2 separate regions of the Homo sapiens genome follow, and region 1 is linked to region 2. The links are chromatin contacts, found by Hi-C or POLR2A ChIA-PET in ENCODE. All regions are on one chromosome and are shown on one strand. The core of a region is the stretch at or near the end of the contact, and the rest is flanking DNA. Distances in the headings are between cores, read along the strand shown.

Region 1 (2,700 bases), core at 189-2,688, 130 kb after region 2:
AGTAGCAAGGCTCTGTGACATCCCTGCAACAAACTAGAGGGTCCTAACCCCCGGATACCTCGGCCATCTCCTGGAGGCAGTGCCACCACCCCTCCTGCCTGGACAGAATGTGTTGTAGGTCATTCAGGTATTCTTGGAATCCACCTCTGGTGTCACCACTGGTGCTGAAGGTAGGAAGCCCTGTGCTTGGAATTCCCAGCTGCTTCACTGTGGTCCAGGACAGGGAAGCATGGGAAGCAAGGGACACACAGCAAGTGGAGTGGGGTGACGGTGGGGGTGAGGGTGGGGGTGATGAGTAGGGTGGGATGAGGTTGGGTGGGGCGAGAGTGGTGTGAGGATGGGTGGGGTGGCAGGGCCCAGCAATTTATGCCTCTACAGGTGCCCTTCCCATTCCCCACTCCCTACCACCCTTGAGTCCCAAAGTGGGTTGTCTCACGGGGTCTGAGATGCTCCCAGAGGGACCAGAAGACCTGGGATCGAATCAACCTTAGTCACAAACCCCAAATTGCAAGTGTGTCGTTTTGAGCAGCCTTCACAGGCAAGCTCATGTTCCCGGCCTGCATATTATTTTTCCAGGCGGCGGGAGGGAAACCCTTTGCCCTCCCACATCACGGATCTCAGAGGAAGCAGAAAGAAATTGACACAGGCAGAATGGGTCTCAGGGGCTTCTCACCCTGAGCCTGTAAACAGGAAGTGCAGCTATACTCTCAGGAACACCCTGGTGTTTGCCGGTTTGTTTTGCAGCCTTTGGGCCCATTCAGATAAACAGAGGAGAGGATTGCCAGAAACTCACTGAGCCCTTCATGGCACTCCCTATCTCGGCAAGGTTTGGTGATACCAAGGCTGCTGGCCAAAGATTTGCATGGGGGGAGGGACGGGGCCCGTGCTATTGGCTGCAGGGAGGGTCCCACCTTCCCCAAAGTCCCCTTCTGCCATGCCCTGAAAGAAATATTTCTCGGGGCCATCAAGGGTGGAGAAGCCAACCTGTCCCTGGTGGCTGCAGCTGGCATAAAGCCGGCTGCAGCAGCGGGCAGGAGGAAACAGGAGATGGGGTGCCAGGCCCATATCAGGCTGCCTGCTCTTGGCTTTCATTATTGTCCTATGTTTTCAAAGTACCAGCTCCGGAGGGGGCAGGAGAGGGTAGAGTTTTGAGACTTGTTCGGCCTAGGTATACATAAACAGCAGCAGACAAAATGTCCTTTATCAGCTATTTCCCAGGAAACAGGGAGAAAATTCTTCTCAGCTCCAGATGATTAAAGAAGAGACTCACCCTTCTGGGAGACAGCCCTCTCTTTTTCCCTCTCCCCTTTGCGGAACACTAAGGCACTGTTCCGGATACCCACCAGGAGGGTCCCTGTTGGAGAGGAGGCAGCCACAGGGCTGGAGGAGGAGGTCAGCTGCTAAGGGGACCAGTTCACTGCCAGCCGGGGCACAGAAATTCTTTCCCAGGAAAGGGGATGTTACGTAGCCTGCTGGGTAAACTGGAAATTATTAACCAGGGGATGAGTAGAATCAAAAGGTTTTGAAAACTGGTTATTGGCTCTACTGGGAGTTGCAAGCATGCTAGGGAAAAAAATATCACAAACCTATTTGGAATTTTTTTTCCCCCTGAACCAGGAAGAGGCGTTTGTAATAATTCTGTCAAGTGAAGCTCTCCAGTGTTCTTTCCTGCTGGTATGTCAACGGTGGTTTTGTTATTTCTTCACACAGATGGCCAAGGAAACAATGTATTTTTCTTTTCTTTCTTCCTGGTTTTTCCCCCCGCAAAAGAATTTGAGTCTTTCTAAGCTGGCCATTTCTTATTTTTTTCCTATTTCTGATTTAGATAAAATGGTGACTTCAAAGGGCCTTTGAGACCACTTACATCACAGTAGAGTTTGAGGTTCCCTCTCATCATAAAAATAAAATAGGTGCCACCTCCCACCATGGTCAGTGAGTGTCTGGATCTGCGTGGGTGCCTCACAGCAGGGCTTCTCCAAGGCATGATGTGTGTGCAGACCACTTAGGGATCATTAGAAGAGCCTGACTCAGCAGTTCAGGGCCCTCGGTGTCGGCATTTCTGACCACTCCCATGGGGTGCCCATGCTGCTGGTTTCTGGACCACTCATTGAGAAGGAGGGCTTCTTCCCCCAATCTCATCTAATCAACCCTCATCTCTAGTTGGCAGGATTGAATTTATTTAAAGAAGCTGAGGGATTTCCCCTTTGAAAGAGAGGCAGACAGGCCTTAAGCAATCTTTTTTTTAATTTTTATTTTTTATGAGATGGAGTTTTGCTCTTACTGCCCAGGCTGGAGTGCAATGGTGCAATCTCGGCTCACTGCAACCTCTGCATCCCGGGTTCAAGAGATTGTCCTGCCTCAGCCTCCAGAGTAGCTGGGATTGCAGGCATGTGCCACCACGCCTGGCTAATTTTTGTATTTTTAGTGGAGACAGGGTTTCACCATGTTGGCCAGGCTGGTCTCAAATTCCTGACCTCAAGTGATCCACCCACCTCGGCCTCCCAAAGTGCTGGGATTACAGGTGTGAGCCACCGTGCCTGGCCGGCCTAAGCAACATTGAATCTGCCTTTGGAACAGGCGGTGCTGACATGGCACAGTGAGCAGATGTAAGTAAGATACCTGTGGGTACAACACGCCCGGGCTCGAGACATCCTCCCTGAGCTGCGAAAGAGGGGCATATAGACTTTGGGTTTTGGAGGC
Region 2 (2,700 bases), core at 64-2,563:
GTCTACTGTTGGGTCTGTGCTGCCTCCCCTCAATGGCTCACCCACACCCCCACACACATACACACCCACACACACACACCTGCTGACAGATCAGGCCACTGATGATTTCTGGAAAATGTCAGCTTCCTAGGGTGGCATCGTCCATACATATAATGCAAGTCACGTATGTAATTTTACATTTTCTAGCAGCTACATTAAAAAAGTAAAAAGAGGCCAGGCGCACCTGTAATCCTAGCACTTTGGGAGGCTGCGGCAGGCGGATCACGAGGTCAGGAGTTCGAGACCAGCCTGACCAACATGGTGAAACCTCATCTCTACTAAAAATACAAAAATTATCTGGGCATGGTGGCACGCGCCTGTAATCTCAGCTACTCAGGAGGATGAGGCAAGAGGATTGCTTGAACCCGGGAGGCGGAGGTTGCAGTGAGCCGAGATCACACTATTGCACTCCAGCCTGAGCAACAGAGCAAGACTCCATCTCAAAAAAAAAAAAAAAAGTAAAAAGAAACTGGTAAAATCCCTTTAGTAGCATATTAAATATATGTAAAATATTGACATTTCAACATGTAATCAACAGAAAACAAATTAGGAGTGAGTTTCTTGTTTTTGTTCTAAATTTTAGCAATCTGGCATATATCTTAAACTTATGGGCCATCTCAAATTGGAGTAGCTGCATGTTCCTAGTGGCTGCAGTACTGGACTGTGCAATTCACCAAATTTTTTAGGTCAGAGTACATCTAGGAAATGACCATACTTGTATGGTGTCCCAGGGTAAATAGTCGAGCCTGTTAGGGGCCAGAGGCAACAGGCCAGATGCCCCAAGTTCCCATCGCCCCACTTTCTTCACTGTTCCAAAAGAAACCCCCCTTAAGGGCTGGACATTCAGAGGCTTTATGCATATTAGGAAAAGGCATCCTGTCTGGGGATTTCAGTCCCACTACTCTTGAAGCTGAAGCTGGATGCCCTCGTTTTGTGCACAGCATGTACAACTACCTTCAGGCGTCTGCTGAGGGATGAGGGATCCATTTCTGGGCGCACATGTATCTAGCCATGGTAGCACAGGCCGGGAAGCTCTGTGCTGGAAATTCTGAGTTTGTGTGTGTGTGTGTGTGTGTGTGTGTGTGTGTGTGTGTGTTACCTTTCTTCCTTCTCTTTACTCTCCTTTTCTGCCTTCTGTCGAGCACAGCCTGCCTGTGACCTCACAGCAATAAGTTAGGCCAGTGGTTTTCAAAGTGCAGTTCCCAGAATAGTAACAGCAGCATCACCTGGTTCCTGTTAGAAATGCAAATTCTCAGGCCCCACCCTAGACCTACTGAATCAGAAACTCTGGGGGTGGGGCCCAGAGCTCTGTGTTTGACGAGCCCTCCCTGTGATCCTGATGCTGTCTACACAGAATAGAAATACTGTGATAATAACACCACCACCACCTGCCTTTCACTGAGTGCTTTCTGTGAACACTTACTAAATGACTATGACCCTCATAGCCAGTCTGATGAGGGTGCCATAACTTGCCCCATGTTACAGAAGGGAAACTGAGGTGTGGAGGCCAGTGGTTCGAACAGACCCCACAGCTGGTGTATGACAGTGCAGACACAGGATTTGAATTGAGTTATCTTTACTGGAGCACCCATGGTTGCAACTGTTTGGCTATGCAGCTTCTTTTTCTACTTCAGCCCAACTGATGGCTTGAAGTCTTTGGCTTGGAAATATTCTGTCCTAATCTCTCATTCGTTCATTCATTTATTCTGGATTGAGCTCCTAATCTGTGCCAGGTCCCATATTAGGCACTGGAGCTGCAAAGATAACTAGGACTTGGTCGTTACTCATAAGAAGCTTATAGAATAGTTAATTTGGGTCTTGGGAAGGCAAAACAAACCAAGAACAGTCCGGATTAAGATGAATTGGGGTCAATTGAATAATTGGAAATTTGGCAGTCATAGTGGTAATTTCTTAGTGGGAAACACATGTGCTTGGATTTTTCGGGATAGTATTGGTTATGACTCAACCCCTCCCCTTTCTCATGTAACCATTTCTTCCTCATTGATTGCTCTGGAAGCAGAAATTTTATTTTATTGCTTTAGATAATAACTTGGCCTCACTTTATTTGTCAGCTGAGTTCTAATGGTGCAAAGTGGAATGATTTTCCTGGACCCACTTTTTAGGGGTATGGATGTTGTGACACTTTGGGAAACTGGAAGTGATTCTATATGACAGTTTTGTAGGTCAGAATATACATGCAACCTGGAAGTCCACTGGGACTTCTCTGCTCCTTGGAGATAGATAAACATTATATCTGTTAGAAATGCCTTTGGATGCAAGTAACTAAAAACAAGGCCCAGTAGTTTATTCTTATTTATAACAAAAAGTCCAGAATGAACAGACGATAGCCTTGGTTCAGCAGCTTGTTAATGCCGGGGCCAGTAACTCTGATTCCCTTGGCCTCTCCCCTCATGCTTGTCTCTCAGAATCACAAGATGCCCTCATAGAACCAGACATCACATCTGTGTTCAAGGCAGGATGAAGCTGTGGGGAAAGTGTTGTTATAGACAGGTTTTCTTTCTTTCTTTTATTTTTGCTGGGTGCTATAGTTTGAATGTGTCTTCCAAATTTCATGTGCTGGAAACTTAATCCCTAAATTCATATGTTGATTAGAGACGGGGCTTTTGGGAGGAAACTAGGACTAGATAAGGTCATTAGGGT

Evidence for each region. A loop is a pair of places that touch in the nucleus more often than their neighbours do. ChIA-PET counts read pairs that join two places held with the same protein, here RNA polymerase II (POLR2A). Pooled maps may share reads with other maps.
Region 1: a map of B cell shows a loop between it and region 2 (2.6-fold over the local background). The contact joins the promoter of LINC01942 here to the enhancer-like site in region 2. A Hi-C loop is called at or near these places in 3 of 168 maps with a recorded cell type or tissue (B cell, GM12878 and HepG2), 32 of 37 single-sample maps with no recorded cell type and 7 of 50 pooled maps. POLR2A ChIA-PET finds 5 or more read pairs at or near these places in 4 of 52 experiments (GM12878, H1, HepG2 and 1 more).

Annotation. Positions count from the first base shown.
Region 1 is chr5:173,688,197-173,690,896 of GRCh38, reverse strand. It overlaps LINC01942 (long intergenic non-protein coding RNA 1942), which reads right to left and starts at 1,438. Exons shown (of 3, transcript NR_146727.1): 1 at 1,344-1,438. RefSeq lists enhancers at 573-622, 723-802.
Region 2 is chr5:173,819,869-173,822,568 of GRCh38, reverse strand. No RefSeq gene overlaps it. Among named protein-coding and RNA genes, the nearest start is that of LINC01485, 30 kb to the right of the region's middle. RefSeq lists a cis regulatory region at 1-147. Within about 2 kb of position 1,313, at least 6 of the 41 ENCODE cell types and tissues checked have a DNase peak (open chromatin) inside an H3K27ac peak, as active enhancers do; they include B cell, GM12878 and OCI-LY7, where a contact is called at or near this core.